2 separate regions of the Mus musculus genome follow, and region 2 is linked to region 1. The links are chromatin loops, found by intact Hi-C in ENCODE. Cell type or tissue: gastrocnemius. All regions are shown on one strand. Links, peaks and the distances in the headings refer to the core of each region. The heading gives the core; the rest is flanking DNA. Region 1 overlaps Col13a1 (collagen, type XIII, alpha 1). Region 2 has its middle 56 kb from the start of Fam241b.

Region 1 (8,329 bases), core at 95-8,094:
TGCATCAAAGAAATCTGTGTACCGGGGATTGAACTTAGGGCCTCCTGCATACCAGGAAAGTACACTACCACTGAGCTGTATGTCCTGCCCTCTTACACCGTTCCTGTGAAGAAAAAGGTCTTGCTAACTCCAACAGGCTTGACTCGATTCTCCACTAAGCAGGCAAGATGCTAGGCCTGTGTTAGCTGCCCTGGCTCCATGGAAGAATTTTCCAAGTTTGTTTGACATTTCTGATATACTACATCCTTTATTGTTGTAGATAAGAAGAGACACTTGTAAGTAAGTGCAGGGGGCTGTGTCCTGCCCACCCCCTCCTGTCTCCCACAGCTGCCATGCATACAGGCAAGACCAGGGACGAGGCAAGTCTTTGCAGTGTGCTTCTGATGAAAGGGCTTAGCAAGCTCCCCCAACATACACGGGCGTATGCCGGCACACACGCATGAACGCACACACGCATGCACAGCTGGCCCCGGGGGAGGGGGACGGAAACAAAATGGTGACCCCCGTCAGCCTCACCCCAAGCCAATCTCATTTCTCTATGGCCCCCACAGGGTTCCCTTTCCACCAGTACCTTGGTTCCTGGCGTCCCTGGCTCACCCTGTGTGGGAAAGAAGGCGGCAGTGAAGAAAAGACAAAGCAGAACCAAGGGCCCTCTGCTTTCCAGGAGGGCCACTTCCTCTGCTTAGGGGACACCCCAGGGCAGAGGCTCTGGAGGGTCTCATCCCCTCCCCTCCAGACCAGTGGTTTCCAACCTTCCTAATGTCACGATCTTTTAATACAGTTCTGCATGTTGGACCAACTCCCCAACTGTAAAATGAGTTTCATTGCTACTTCATAACTGCAGTTTTGCTAGTGTGATGAGTTGTAATGTAAATATCTGTGTTTTCTGAGGCTCTCAGGCAACCCCTGTGAAAGGGTTGCTTGACCCTTCCCCCCCAAGGGGGGTCACAACTCACAAGTTGAGAAACACTGCCCTCAAAGGATGGGAAGGTTTGGAGCATCTCAGGGGTGGTCCTCCTGGTGGGAAGAGCTGCTAAAAGATCAACACTGGGAATCTGTCTTGCCAGGATACAACCCCTGCCTTGGTAAGGGGTTCAGGGAAAAGATGCTGGCTCTTAGAGTCTTTGGAAGCCCACGGCGGCTCGCTCTGGAGTATGGGACAGAGCTGGCTTCTCTCAGTGGCAGACTAAAGAGACCCTGAGTGGAGTCTGGAGACCTGGCTGAAACATCTGACCTCTCCTGGATCCAGCTACGATGCTGCTGAGCCCGAACCCCTGCTTTGTGGTATCTTGACACAGTGACAGGGTTTACCTACCTTCATCCCAGCCACGGCAATCCCAGGAACCCCCTGGTAGAGAAAATTTAAAAAGGCATGAAGGTCTCTGAGGTCAGAGTCAGCTGGCCGAGCCAGCCCAGCTCTGCCTGGCCTTAAGGTCCACTCACTTCTGCTGACTGATAGCTGGCACCTCCCCAGAGTATGGGAGAATGTGACATGCTGAGTGGCACTATTAGGAGGTGTGGCCTTATTGGAGGAGGTGTGTCCTTGTTAGAGGAAGTATGTCACTGTGGAGGCAGGGCTTTGAGATTTCACTCATATACACACATACAGGCACGTGTGCATGCACATGTCTAGCCAGTGTGATGATCAAGACCCTCTTCCTGTCTGCCTGTAGAAGACAGTCTCCTCCTGGCTGATTCAGATCAAGATGTAGAACTTTTAGCTCCTCCTCCAGTACCCTGTCTACCTGCATGCCACCATGCTTCCCGCCATGATGATAATGGACTGCACCCCTAAGCCAGTCCCAATTAAATGTTGAGAGCTGCCTTGGTCATGGTGTCTCTTCACAGCAATAAAACTCTAAGACAGTCCCTGAGGTCAAAGGATGGGGATTAGCAGGCAACACTGTAGGAAGGGGTTGGTTTCACCAAAGCGTAGTGCACCTCTGTGTATAGGAGGGGTTACGCCCACCAGGGCTCTCTAGACCTGCCCTCATGAACTGGGAGTAAACCCACCCCTTCTTTTCTTGTCTGTGGTATATGTGTGTATGCACACGAGTTGCACATGTGTACAAATGGAGAGGCCATTGGTCAAGGTCAGGTTCATCCTCCATTGCTTTCTACCTTAGTTCTTGAGTCAGGGGTCTTTCACTGATTCCAGGACTCACTGATTGTCCAGACTGGCTCTACAGCAAGCCCGTAGGAGCCTCCTGTTTTTAATTCCCAGTGCTGGGATTATAAGCATGCACCATCTCTCATGTATGTGGATACTGGGGATTCGAACTCAGGTTCTCACGCTTGCACTGTTGCACTGTAAGCTCTTTGCACCTCCTCCCTTTTTTTAAAGATGGGATCTCATGTAACACAGGCTGGCCTTGAACTGGATATCTATTCCAGGATGGCCTTGAACTCCTGATCCTTCTACCTCCACCTCCCAAGTGCTGGGATTACATGTGTGCACCCCCTATATCTGGTGTATGAAATTCATTTCCATCCCCCTTTCAGGACATCGACTTCAAGGTAAAAATGTTATTCAAAGCATCACTTAGAAAAGCCCTAGTGGGGACTCTTAGGGTTCTTGCATTTTCTTTGGGTTTGATGATCACACTAGAGCTGATAGCCGAGAAGGATTTTATGATCCAGAAAGATCCAGAAAGGCCAGGATACAATCATTGGGAGCCACATCTCACTACCCCACCCTCTCATGTCAGGAAGGACGGACAGATATGGGAAGGTAGGGGGTGGCTGAAGGAGGAAGTGTGAGCCCCATGTTCCTGTTAGGGACCCAAGAAGGAACTAAGATTCCCGGGGCTTGGGAGAGGACCAGGCACAGGGGAGGCATGGGTACCTTGGCTCCGTGCTTGCCTGGCATTCCTGGCATGCCCCGCTCTCCCTGGAAAATGAAACGAGAGAAACCATGAGAAAAGAACCAGACTCGTTATAGCCTGAGCTTGAGCATCAACCTGCTATGAGTTCTGAGGACTCTGCCATGGTAGCGGCGACGTGAGCCGCTCCCCTCAGTTCCATGACACCATCTTGCAGTAAGTCCTAGGTCATAGGTGTAGAACAGAAAGGAACAGAGACAAAGAGAGAGGGGGTGGGGTGGGTTAAAATAACAAGTACACACACACATGCGCACGCACGCATGCACATACCAGTGGAGTTAGAACCTAGTCAAGGAGATGGCTTTGTACTACATACACAGCTAAGGATGGCCTTGAACTAACCCTCCTACCTCCACTGTGCTGGGTTTTGAGTCGGGCTGTGGCAAGCAGCCATGTGGCTACCTACCTATTACTACAGACCTCTCTCTCCTCTCACCTGTTAGCCGCAGCAGGTCTGCTAACATGGCACCTAGTGGCTTGGGCCAGACATGAGCTGCTTCTCTCTACTTTTATCCAGGGGCCTGTTATTCCCAGGCTCCCTGGGCGGTGAGCTGTGCATTTTTCTTTCTGATCCTGCCTGGCCAGACACAGCAGCACACTGGCTTTTCTGGGATTTGTGGGCAGGGCTCTGCCTCTCGACTCTGTCCCTCTTAACTTTCAATGTCTTCCTTCTCCCATCATGATCCTAGATCTACAGGAGGAAGGGGCACCGGGAAGGTAGTCATACCATCGTCACAGGAGACAAACAGGGACAAAGAGAAAGTGAGTCAAGGCTAGATTCCAGTTGCCTTGCCGCATGCATCAAACCCCACATGGCACCCCAGTATAGAGATGCAGCTGTGTCCTGCCAGCCTGCAGTCATTTGCCTCAGCTGTGCTGAAGATGATGCTGTGGACGGTAAATCCAGAGCCCAGACTCACCGACTCCCTCCTGACCTGTATGCTCCGTCTGCCCAGACTCTTCCCTGCTATCTCAGAGGACCGCTCTGCCCTCCCTTCTCCAGACAAAGGCTGGAGCGACTCCCACCCTCTTCCTCCATGCTTGGCCCTCCCCACTGGAGTCTCCGTGTCTCGTCTCCCAGCACATTGGCGAGATAATGAGGCTCCCAACTTCAGTCTCTGCTGCCCATAGATAAAAGACTCAGGGATGCTGGGCTCTGAAGTCTGCCTCCATCCTAGGTCCTGGGTGCAGATAAACCACTGTGTTCTTAAACATGCCAGCTACTTCATGGCTCTCTGCTCTTCCTCAGTGCAAAGCCATAGTTATACCTCCATGAGCCGCTTTACTGTCCCCATGTCCCGGTGCTGGATCCCCCACCCAGCAGAGACCACTTTGTATCCTGAACCCCTAGTGATGGAACCCAGGCCTTCATGCATGCTAGGCAATTGTTTTACTCTTGAGTTAGACTTTTAATTCTGAGACAGGGTCTCACTAAGCCATGCAGGCTCACTCTGTAGCCCAGACAGGATCGTGATCCTCCTGCCTTAGCCACTTTGCACTCAGCATCTGTAGACACACTCACACCTGTCTCTGACAGACATTGCACGCTCACCCTCCTAGAGCCAAGTGCTTGAGTTCTACAGAAGGCCTCATCGTTATGTCCAGACACCAAATATATCCTCTTCCACCCTGGCCGGCTCAGGGTGTCTGAGGGGTCCAGCCAGCACAGGCAGGTCTGCTCTGTGGCCAGCAGAGGGCGCAGGAGGACCTACTCTGAACTTCGCCATCTTGGCCACAGTGGTGTTAAAAAAGTCCCCTCAGGGTCCTAGGTGGCACGCATCTCTAGAGGAGCAGGTCCCCTGATAACAGTCCCCTGGACTCCACAATGCTGACCCAGCTAGAAGTCCCTAGACAGGGTCCCCTGGTATGTGCAGGGATGCTGGAAGGAAGTTACCTTGGGAGGTCCTGGCTATTCAGAGGCTTCGGTTTGTCTCTCTTCCCTTCTGGTTTTTGTTGGTTCCTTAGCTTTCTGCAAGGTCTCTGAACTCCCTTCTATCTCCCCCGTGTGGAGCCGGGCTAGGTGTCAGGGTGACTGTTTTCCTCTCTGAGTCCGTGCTGCAGAGTGAGCTCAGCCTAGATCTATTCTGTACCCCCTGGTCCTCCCCCCGCCCCCTGCATGGTTCTCGGGAGGCAGACGAGCCAGAACTGGAGTGGAGATGCTCGGCCCATAGTTCCAGATAAAGGGCTCTCTTTGGGGAGTCTTAGCCTTAGGTGAAACACAGAAGCCTAGGAGGAGTCCTCCATAGGATGGCCGATCTCCCCTACTCCTGCCCCCATCCCCCTCGGTTGATCTTGGCCTCAGGGCCTCAGGGCTTGCTGCCCTCCTGGCCTTTTGCTGGGTAGGAAGCAGGGGCGCCTGGCTGACCCCACACCAAGGCTCTCTCCACTCTCATTAGCCTCACTACTCAGTTCCAGCCTAGGGGCTTGCCCTGCCTTGACCTCTGGATAGACCAGAGAGCACTGCTTTGTGGATGGAGGTGAGGTACCCTTCAGGACCCAAGACACTATCTCAGAAGTTGGAACAGGGGCTGGTGTGGCCATGAATGAAGGAAGGCAACACATGGAAGCTGTGGTGTGCCTCTGTGAGATCTAGGGCCTTCCCTTCTATTGCCCTCTCTAGGTTTTCAGTTCCAAAGGCGCAGGTGGACCTGTGCTCAGTTTGGCCTGATGGCTGGGTACCATGCTTTGCTTTGTGGCTTGGATCTCTCACCTATCCAAGCGTACCAGAGTGGCTCTGATCCCTGTCTGCCTCTGCCTTCCCAGTGGGGATACTAGAGGCTCAGGTGAGGGGAAGGGCTCTCCACAGCTCCTCTGGACCACCTTGTGGCTGGGCAAGTGGGTGCTCCAAGTATCCCAAAGGGTCATAGCCCCTCTGTCCAGCATATGAGGGCACAAGACGTGACTCCCAGGCAGTCAGACACCTTTGGGGAAGATACTGGCTCTTTAACACAAGTGACAAGAAACAATGAACAGAAACCTTCTGTGGTGGGGAGGGGGTGGGAGGAGGGGGGACACTGCTGTCACTGTGGCTCAGGAGACAAATGGGTGGAAGGGGCTGTACTAAATGAACTTGAAGGCCTGTCCCAGCTCCTAGAGCCCCTTCATGTGTCCCTACTCCCAATATCAACAGGTCCCGTGTCCTTTGAAGTTTCTTAGTGGGAGGACTCAGCCTTTCTAGAGATGACAGGATGGCACAAGCTTGGCCGGTAGGTGTGGCCTCCTAATTGGTGATTTACTGTTTGTTGAACAAGCTGCACAGGGACTTGGCAAGAGGTCTGTCTGGAAGGAGTAGGGGTGGGGCTTCCATGTCAGCTCCGCAGCCAAGTAAAGGGCCCCCGGCAGGCTGTGGAGATGAATGGGTTTCCCTGACTTGAGGCCAGGGCTCTACTACAAGGGGTCAGTGAAACACCATCTTTGTTCTCTGCAGGGGGTGGGAGATTGCCTGGCAGAGTGTCTGAGAGGGCTGGGAAGTTCTACTCTGGGTTGGGGGAGCTAGAGGGACAAGGATAGGAGACACAACATTTTGTCCCAGGCAAGAGCTCTTGGTCTGTCCTTCCTGGAAAAAGGAGAGTGAGTTCCTGCTTCCCTGCCCAGAAGCAAGGACCGGAACCCTGGAAATCCTAGGTCCTCCGGTAATTAGGGCTGGCAGGAAGTGATCCAGGGAATTCCTGGGTCCGGTGCCCCACTGAAGGCTTGGGGCTTTGGAAGGACGGCTGGCTTGTAATCGAAATTTGAGATCTGTTGATATGTACTCAGGCTCAAGGAAGAAGTCAGTTCTCATTAGTCTGTGGTCTCTGGAGGGCAGAGCAGAGCCCAGAGGTCACGGGGTGGGGGCTGGGGTCGGGCCAGTCCTTCCCCCCACCCCCCAGGCCACAGATCTGGGGCTCTTGTCTCCCTGGTCTTATCTGCATCCTTTTCAGGGGTCTGAATGTCCTCACTGGGACTTCCCAACATCGACAGAAAATCCTGAGTGCCTCCTGTTGCTTGGAAATGACACAGGGAAGTTGGGTCACTTGGACCCTCTGTGAGCCAGGGGGTCACAGGGATCTGTCAGGAGTAGCTAAGGTCCGAGATAGGCTGTTTTAGAAGCAAGCACCTGCTCAGCTATCGAGGGCCACTCCACTGGGCAAAGTATGCTCTCAATTCATCTAAATGAGTTACCTGTGCACCTACATTCTCTGACCTGCAAGGCTTTGGAGTCAGACAGAGCAGGTGTAACCACCTCCCAACTCTGGGCTAGGGGAGACAAACTTGAGATCCACACTTTGCTAGAAAAAAACAAAACACAAAAAACCTTTCTGAGGGGGACTTGACCAGAAGACAATACAATGCTAGGTTCAACCCCTGGCACCACATAACCTGGGTGTGGGGGTGCACCGCTCTAATCCCAGCACTTGGGAAGTCAGAAGGAGCAGCTGTTCAAAGCCATCCTCAACTACCAAACGTGTTTAAGGTAAGCCTGGGCTCAGAAAAGGGGGCGGGGCCTAAGGGGATGCCTGTGGAGTTGTCTGGTACCCTGTTCCGGCTTGTAGGAGGTTCATGGACTATGAGTCGTATACACAGCAGAAACTGGATCCTGGTTCGAGAGTACTTTTCCTGGGAGGGGGGCCTTCCAGCACGTGGGCAAAACTGTCAATCAAGGCAAGACCTTTGAGTGAACTCATCTTGCAAGTAGCCTAGCTGCCTGCACCTGCCCTTCAAGGGAGATGGGGGTCATTAAAGGAAACTGAACATCGTAAACAAAACAAAACAATGTTGCTCCTCATTCCACAAAACTCTGGCTCCTTCAGAATGTGTGTCATAGGTTGTGGTCCTCTACAAAAACAAAAAAACCTCTGCAGATACTAACTCTGGTGCACTAGGATTCTCCCTCCCATCAGGTTTGTCCACCCACAATGAACTGAAGGAGACCCAAAGTTGTGATTTGTGGTGTTTGAGACAATGTTTTGCATTGTACAGTATAGTTAAGGTAGATGTTCGCCATAAACCTGGGTTAAGCAGGTACCACACAGGTATATAAATACATGGAAAGTCTAGGCAGGAGGGTTGGTCCCTGGGCAGGTGTTCGGGATGCACAAAGGTGCTAACCACCCTGGGTTTTGAGCTCGAGGAGCCAATAGACAAGCCAGACGACTGGCTGGCCTGGCTAAGTGGACACTAGATCCAGCGAGTGGGGGTGATGGAGGGAGTGTCTCCTTCTCGGACTTCATAGGCTGAGAAATTAAACTCCACCTCGTGTGCCACGCCCGGGAGACAGAGCAAGAGAAGCTCATGTGGCAGGTCCACCTGCTACACTGAGGATGCCTGCCCCCTCCACCTTTTACTGTGACCACGATGGGGCGGCTACATAGCTGTCTCACCTCAGTGTGACCATCACTGGTCGTCCCCCCTTCCACCCGGGGTGGGTGGGAAACATGCACCCATGTCCATTCCTCCTCCAAATTAAT
Region 2 (8,329 bases), core at 315-8,314, 180 kb after region 1:
TTGGGTAGAAAATTACAAATGGGGCCAGAGAGATGGCTCAGTGGGTCTCGGTATCTGATGCTCAAGTCTGGTGGCCATGTAAGAAGGAAGGGGAGAACTGACTCCCCAAAGTTGTCCTCCAACCTCCACACAGACACCGGACATGTAATAATAATTAAATTTATAAAATAATTAAGTTATTAATTATTATTAATAAGGATATAATTTAAATTTTCAATTAAAAAGAGAATTAAAAATGAATTCTAAAACCTTATAGAGCCACAAAAGACTAGACTAGCCAGGATAATTAGTGAAGTGGAACGACACTGGGAGACCTGATTTCACGACTTATAAAGCTATGATAAACTGGTATGGTATTGTAATCAAGGCAAATAGTTCAGTGGAAAGTAATAAGAAGTCCAAACACAAGTCCACAGGTCCACGCTCAATTGATTCTCGACAGGCACGCCAGACAATGGACTGGTTGATCTCTCCAAGAGACAGTGGATGAAGCAATTGGATGCCCAAATCCAAGGAAGGGGGCAAGGAAGTGGGCGAGAGGGGGAGGGAGGGGGGAAGAGAAAAGAAAGGAAAATAAGGCAGCTTGACTTCCTAACCTAGGACGGCACAGAAATTTGCTCTAAGGATCTTGGGCTTAGAGATAAGCATTCAGTTTACAAAACTGACAGGAGAGATGGTTCAGTGGTTGAGAGCACTGGCTGCTCTTTCAGAGGTTCTGGGCTCAATCCCCTGTAAGCACACAACAGCTCGCAACTGTCTGTAATTCCTGTTCCAGGGGATCCGACACCCTTACACAGACATACATGCGGTCAAAGCTCCAATGTACTGTAAAATAAAAATAAATACATTTTAAAAAGAAATCACAAATTATAAATTAAAATAAAAATCAGACTGCATCAAAAATTTTAAAGTTTGAGCCAGGCATAGTGGTGCACACTTTTAATCCCAGTACTCAGGGGAGGCCGAGGAAAGTGGATCTCTGTGACTTGGAGGCCAGCCTAGTCTACAGAGTGCTTTCCAGGATAACCAGGGCTTCATAGAGAAACCCTGACTTGAAAATAAATAAATAAATAAATAAATAAATAAATAAATAAATAAGTGTGTCAAGGTTGCTCTTTTTCAACAGACAAAGTCACAGAATGAAGACAGAAATATAAGCCAGATACTAGGAGAGATTATTTGCATTGCATCCAACAAAGGCCTTGGGTCGAGTCTCCATGAGGGATCTCCGGCTCGGGGGATGGCTCAATGCATACATAGCGCATTTACTGTACAAGCCTAAGGACCTGAATTCGAATCCTCGGAATCCAGGTAAAGCTGGATGCTGTCCCATGCATCTGTAATCCCACGGGAGGCAGAGACAGGAGAATTCCACAGAAGCTCAAGGACCAGCTAGCCTGTTTTCTACACAAGTAAACAAGAGACTCCGTTTCAGGGCTGGAGAGATGGCTCCATGGTTCAGAGCGGACACTGGCTTTACAGAGGACCTGAGTTCTCTGCCTGGGACCCACATCAGGTGACTCACAAGTGCCTGCAACACTAGCTCTGGAGGGATCCAGCTCCCTCTTCCAGCTCTTGTGGGTAGGCGTTGCACTCATATGCATAATCCCACCCCCTACACACGTAATTAAAAATAAAAATACAATCCGAGAGGGGGAGAGGGAAGGAGAGGGAGGGAGGGAGGGAGGGAGGGAGGGAGGGAGGGAGGAAGAAACCCTGTCTCAAACAAGGTGGAAATCAAGGCTAACACCCAAGACATCCTCTGACCTTCATATATGTATATGCATGTCTGTGCTTATATGCAGGAACACATACATACACACACACACAGGGAGGGGAGGGAGGGAGGGAGGGAGGGAGGGAGGGAGGGAGAGAGAGCGCGAGCTCTTATAACTCATAAGAGGAAGAAAATGGCCCATGTTTCCAAGTGTATAAACATAAGACTAAGCAGGCCACTCACCAGGGCTAACACACAAACAAGCCCATGGGAAGACACTCAGCATCACTGCCGTCAAGCCCATGCAAGTCAATGCCCAGCATAAGCTGCTATGTCGACTAAAACAGGCTCAGGTGGGCTAGCTACAGCCATGGGACCTCTGGTGAGAGGCTAGACTGTAGGCTGCTTTTGAGAACAGTGTAAAGGTCTCTTTTTACACCTAGGGATTTACTCGGGCAAGGTGAAAGCATGCGTCCCCAGGCGTAGGGCCCCTGAGTGGTGGCAGCAGGTGCCGTGAGTGTGCAGGTGGTGGGACTTCCACTCGTCCATAAGAACTGATTAGCTATGGATGTAAACAATGGTCTGGAGACTGTTGGGGTCATTAGATGAGGCCTGGGGATGGGGTGGGGTAGGGGGCTCTAGGGGTAAAGTGCTGAATTTGCAAGCTTGGACCCTCAGCATCTGTGTGAGAGCGCTCGCATCACTGCAAACTGCAGCTCCAGCCTTGGAAATGGACAGATCCCAGGGACTCAGGGATTCAGCCTCTGGCTGAGCCAGGGAGCCCAGAGTTCCGTAGGAGACTGTCTACCATCCTCAGGGGGAGAGTGACTGAGGAGGACCCTTGAGCTCGGCCTCTGGCCTCTACATGCACACGTGTGCATACACACACTTTAAAACAAGGGGTAAGTAGGCTGAATGAGAGAAATCAGACACCGCCCCCTGCAAATCAAAAGTAGAGATCCATTCATGGAACATTCTTGAAAATGTAAACTTAGCCTATACCGGCAGAGAGGAAATCAGAATTTGAGGTCAACAGAGAGGTCCTTTGCCTTGTAGTCAACATTTCATACATGACACCAAATCGTGTTCACTGAGGACATTTTAGACACGTGAGAATCATGTTCACCAGTCCATGTCTTGGGGTAACTTGTGTTTGCTTGGTTGACTTGGTTTGGCTCTGGCCCAATGAGAAGTGCAGAAAATCAGACTTGCACCAACCCCACACATTTCCAGCTGGGTTTGCCAGCTGCCTCTTGAAGACCTGCGGAACCCACTCTCAGCAGCTGGTGTCGTTCACACCCTGTCTACAGTACTGTCAGCTGCTTACATGCTAACCTTCTCCCCACCCAAGGAACTGCAGAGACCCTCCTCTTGGGTACCTTTACATGGTCATCTTCTTCTTCTTCCTCTTCCTCCTCCTCCCTCCCCCACCTCCTCATCCCATGCAGAATCTCATGTAACCCAAACCCTTGATTTTCCTGTGTCTACCGCCTAAGTGCTGGGAATACACACACACACACACACACACACACACACACACACACACACATACACACACATACACACACATACATACACACACATACACACAATACATACATAACACACATACTTGCACACATATACATACATACATACATACATGTCTTACCACCTCTGGCTGGGGTCAAATCCAGAATATTGTGCACACCCTCCAAATATTCTACCAACCTTGACCTGGTCTTATTTAACAAACAAACAAACAAACAAACAAACAACAACAAAAACCTAAGAAGCCAATATTCATACATTAGGGTTCTGTACCCTAGAACAGCCTTAACAAAGCAAGCCTAAGGTACTGGTTTGGATGCCTTGGCAACTGACCTTGGCCTGCTAGGTTGTAAGAATTCTAAAGACTCAGAGCAATCGTCTTGCTGACTTGGATGGATGGATGGATGGATGGACGGACGGACGGACAGACGGACGGATGGGTGAGGCACAGGCTATTTTTTCTCATTTTCTCTTCTACCACAGGCCTCCTGCATTTGTTGGATTGCATGGCCATGATCCTGACTGAGTGTTGCTGCCCCTGGTCCTCACCTGGTGAGCACCCTACATGGTGAGGGTACTACTTGGTACCTCACCTGGTGAGGCTCTACATGCAAGCTGACCCCTGCCTCTGTCAGAATGACCCTGGTCCTAGCCCCAAGTTCTATGACCACAGATGCTAAACTATCCACGGGGACCTAGGGTCATCACGCACAACAGGGGCATCCAGAGCATGAGCTGTACTGCTCAAAGTGGGAGCCTCCTGGGAACACAGCAGAAGCTGGGCTTCAGGCTTCCACTTGTAAGCATGAGACCCTGTGGGCCAATGCTGGTGCTGATGGAAATGATGGATGTGGTGGAGGAGGAAGGAGGGAAGGAGCTCATTTCCCCTGTGACCCGTTGTCCAACCTGGCTTTCACATCTATGGACTGCGGCGTCTGGAAATAGAAAAAGAGACATGGGTTGGTCTTCCCTAGCTTAACTTCCATCAGCATCCTCCGCTCTCTAGACATTTAGAAGCAACAGGTACATTTGTCCTTCTATCTGCTTCCTCAGAATCCTAATCCCTTCCCTTCTGGGACTAAAAGGTGAAATGGCTCCAGTGTCCAGCAGAGGGCACCCAGGGCCTTCTAGCCAAACCATTTCCTGGGTGCCCTGATTGAAGTCTGTGTCTGCTAGCACACAGCTGGGCTGGTGGTTAGAGGCAGCGGCTGATGGCAGATTCATTCACTCCTGGACCACCCTCCTGGTCCTTCCTGAGCTGTGAGCTGTCTGTGCCTTGGGGTGGGTAGTGGTGAGCTTACAGAGGTCTTGGGCTGGGGGCTTTACAGGCTAGGTACCCTTTCTTGATATCCTCAAAGTGCCTGTGACAGAGTGGATGGACACCCACTCAGAAAAGCCATAATGCTTTGGTATTTCCATCTAGCTCTACTCTTGCATCTGGGATCAGGAGCCTGTCTCATGAGGGCTTTACTAAGCATCTTCAGTCATATAAAAATATACCTGCACAGGTAAGGGAAGCCTTCCTGGTACTTCCATCCTGGTTGCCTGTCAGTTCTAGGCGGTCTGTGTATGTGCGGATTCCCTCAGAAGTCAGAGACATTGGACCTGTGGGTTGTGACCCCTTTGGAGTTTGACCCTTTCACAGGGGTCACCTAAGGCCATTGGGAAACACTGATATTTATATTATGATTCGTAACAGAGGCAAAATTACAGGTATGAAGTAGCAACGAAAATGATTTTATGATTTGGGGCACCACACCATGAGGAACTGACACAGCATTAGGAAGGTTGAGAATCACTGCCCAAGAACTTAAGTTATAGGCAGATGTAAACTGCCCAGTGTCGGGGAATCGAACTTGGGCCCTCTAGAAGCACAGGAAAAGAAGAACAGCTTTTGCTCTTAAGCTACACCCCCCCCCCCCCGTTAGTTTTCCAGGGAGGGTCTCATCTCACCCAGACTGGCTTCCAAGTGCTGTGTAGGCAAAGAGGAGTTTTTAAAGATGTATTTAATGTTAGCGTATTGGTGTTTTACCTGCATGTATGTGTGGGTGTCAGGTCCCCTAGAACTGGACTTACAGAAAGCTGTGGGCTGCCATGTGGGTGCTGGGAACTAAACCCGGGTCCTTTGGAAGAGTGGCTGGTGTTCTTAACCACTGAGCCATCTCTCTAGTTCAAAGATGATTTTAAACTTCCGATCATCCTGTCTCCAGCTGCGGCATGACAGCTGTGTGCTACCACATCTGGCTTAGGCTGTGCAGGTTTATTCTCCAACCCAAGGCCTTCTGCCTGCTAAGCAAGTATTCTACCAGCTTAATTCCACCTCCAGCCCTGAGCTGAGGGTTTTCAGAAGTCAAGGGGAGCCATTGCAGATTCTTGGGCAACAAAATGCCCTAAATACAAGATCTAGAACAATGAACGTAGAGCAAAAGAATAAATGTGGAAGAGAGTTGAGCAGGAAGGAGACAGGTGAGTGGATGGTCCGTCTCAGAGCATCTGGTAAACCTTCCACATCTGGTGTAATGTCCCCAGAGTCTCTGCAACTGGGAGAAGAGGTATAACCTCGTGATTGAGAACAGTCAGGCAGCCTCCGTTCGAGTCCTAGATCTTCCACTTACTAGCTAGGTGACTTGGACCAGCAACCCAACCTCTCTGGAGTTCTCCTTTCCTGGCCTGCAGAAATGGACTGGCTGGAACCCATTTTGAGAAGTAAATTAATGAATGAGAAGTAAATGAATTAATTAATGGCATAAGGCACTCAGGAAACAACAGCCATGTAGCAACCTCTCAACAAACAGTGTCTACAGTCAATGCTGTAATGACCATGAATTCCTGGCTTTGAGCAGTGCCAAGCCAGCCTGGCCTTCAGAACAGGGAGGCTGGTGAACAGGTGGGAGCTGTCGGAATACATGACAAGCCCATCTCCAGAATGGAAGGGTAGGCTGGGCTTGGGGGCAGGTCCCTCCAGCAGCCCCCTCCCCAAGGTCGTCTAGCTCCCAGTCCTACTGGGAGTGGGTCATGCATGCTACAAGGTAACTTCCCTGCCTGTGGTCCTATCTCTTAGCCGTGGGGTACAGGGGAAGCCCCCTGACTCTACTCTATCATCCCATTTCTAGAAAGGTCACACTGGATAGCCCACCCTACCCCCTACCTCTCCCTCTTTTGCCACCAGTCCTGGTTCAGACCCCCACCCCCACCCCAACATGCTAATATACCTTTCAAGGCCCAGGTCCAAAGAAGTGATCCCTGGCCCAGTGTTCTGCATTCTAACTTCTCTCCCCCCACCCCCAGGGTTTCCTTAGCATGGTAGCTACTAATAGCCCTAACAGGTCCTCCATTAGAGAAGCATAGCTGCTCTCTGAGTTGCCCTTCTGGGACTTCGAGAACAACAAATAAGCTCACTTGTTGCGGCTTGAAGCAAGCTGAGGGGCTAAATTGAGGATCCAGCAGGACTGAGCTGCCACCAAAGGCTTCTGGGAGCAGCGCCTGTGTGACCAGGTCAGCCTGCTGGGTCCCAGTAGCCGGCTCCCCTTTGTGTCTTCTTTTGTCTTTGACTGGTCACTGGCTTTTGGGGGCTCGCGAAACCGGAACCCATGCAAAAGCCTGGTGGGCGTGGCAATGTGCGCCTCTAATCCCATTGCTGGGAAGGCAGAGGCAGGAGGGCTCTGGGCGGGCAGTCTAGCTGAACTGCTGGGCTCCCGGGTAAAAGTGAGATACCTTATCTTGAAAAGCAAGGTGTAGGAAGACAGAAGAACTTCCACATGCACGTGTGGGTGCACACACACACATACATTCTCTCTCTCCTGCTCTCTCTCCTCCCCCCTCTCTCACATATGCAGAGAGAGACAGAGAGACAGAGACAGAAAGACAGAGATAGGGAAACTAACTGGATAATCACTTGCTAAACTCCCAGGAGTCCGAGAAGCAACTGTGGACCACTCTGCCTTGTCCCATGGGTGAAGAGACTGGAGCAATGAGTTCAGGGTCACTGGCCCCGTCCAGACCAGGACTGTGAAGTCCTGACAGCCTGCTGCCTCCTGTCACCCAACTAATTCCAGAAGGGTCACCTTCATCCTGGTCCCCAGACAATCTGCCAGTGGCCTCTCTGACCAGATCATCCCACGTCCTCCTCACAATAGTCTTGTCTGAAGAGAATGTCATCCAGGCTGGCCACGCACAAGGACAGCTGCACGGGGCCCCTGGAGACCCAGAGAATAAGTAATGAAGGCCGGGTGGGGGCTCAGTCCCCAGGGCCAGAGATAGATGTGGACACAGCCATAGCTACATAATGGTCCCTGTGGGCCCAAAGGCGGGAGATAAAAGGCAAGGAGCATAAATAAAGCAGGAAATAAAGGAAATAAAGCAGGCAATGAGGAATAAATCCAGGTCCTGACAGGCTCATGTGGGAGCTGGGAGGGGAGGGGTAGCAGAGGGAAGGGGAGCGGAGAGGAGGGGGAGGAAGGGCCGTTGTCAGTAGCCCTCTACCACCCTGGTCACACTCATGGAGGCTTGGGGGCGGGGGCTAGACGTCATTATGTCAAAGGTCATAGAACCGAGGAGGCCACCCTTTGAGCCTCAGGTTTCCCTGCAGTAAGATACTTGGTGAATGTTTCTGGAGAAGGGTCTAAGGATCACCTGAGTAGAGTGACCAGGCAGCTTGTGTAACATGCAGGGTTCTGAGGCCTACAGGGACTCCGGTCTCTGTGAATCAGGAAGGCTGAGGGCTGGCCCAGGGCTGGGTGATTGACAAGCTTCCCCACCTATGAGAGCTGCTGAGCCAGCTGGACCGCTCTATGATCCCTCCAGCATGGAGGTTGGAGGGAAGGAGAGGAAAGGTGGATGGATATGAGGAAGGAGAGAGGAGGAAGGCGGATGGTTTGGGAAATAGAGGGATAGAAGAGAGAATAAACAGATGTATGGAAGGATAGACTGAAGAAAGGACAGACAGGTGGAAGAAGGATGAAGAAAAGGATGGAGGGATAGAGGGAGGGAGGGATAAAGGGGAGGAGGGAAGGAAAGTGGATGGATGGGAGGAACGATGGATGCATTGGGAGGACAGATGGATTAAAGAAAAGTCGGAAGGAA

The links. A loop is a pair of places that touch in the nucleus more often than their neighbours do. Peaks named below come from ENCODE experiments on the same cell type or tissue, not always from the same donor. Only the 100,000 strongest peaks of a DNase experiment are listed, where the experiment ranks them.
Region 2: it touches region 1 in a loop (2.0-fold over the local background); 1 of 42 quality-filtered maps calls a loop at or near these places.

The regions. Positions count from the first base shown.
Region 1 is chr10:61,873,423-61,881,751 of GRCm38, forward strand. Col13a1 (collagen, type XIII, alpha 1) reads right to left here. Exons shown (of 41, transcript NM_007731.3): 19 at 2,846-2,890; 20 at 1,316-1,348; 21 at 572-598. It overlaps Gm40674 (a long non-coding RNA gene), which reads left to right. Exons shown (of 3, transcript XR_871762.2): 3 at 552-709. Among named protein-coding and RNA genes, the nearest start is that of Gm40674, 33 kb to the left of the region's middle. In gastrocnemius, for the core only: no CTCF peak of the experiment used is centred there; DNase peaks (open chromatin) are centred at 4,584 and 6,223.
Region 2 is chr10:62,051,215-62,059,543 of GRCm38, forward strand. No RefSeq gene overlaps it. Among named protein-coding and RNA genes, the nearest start is that of Fam241b, 56 kb to the right of the region's middle. In gastrocnemius, for the core only: a CTCF peak has its summit at 4,350 (motif pointing right); DNase peaks (open chromatin) are centred at 4,369 and 7,983.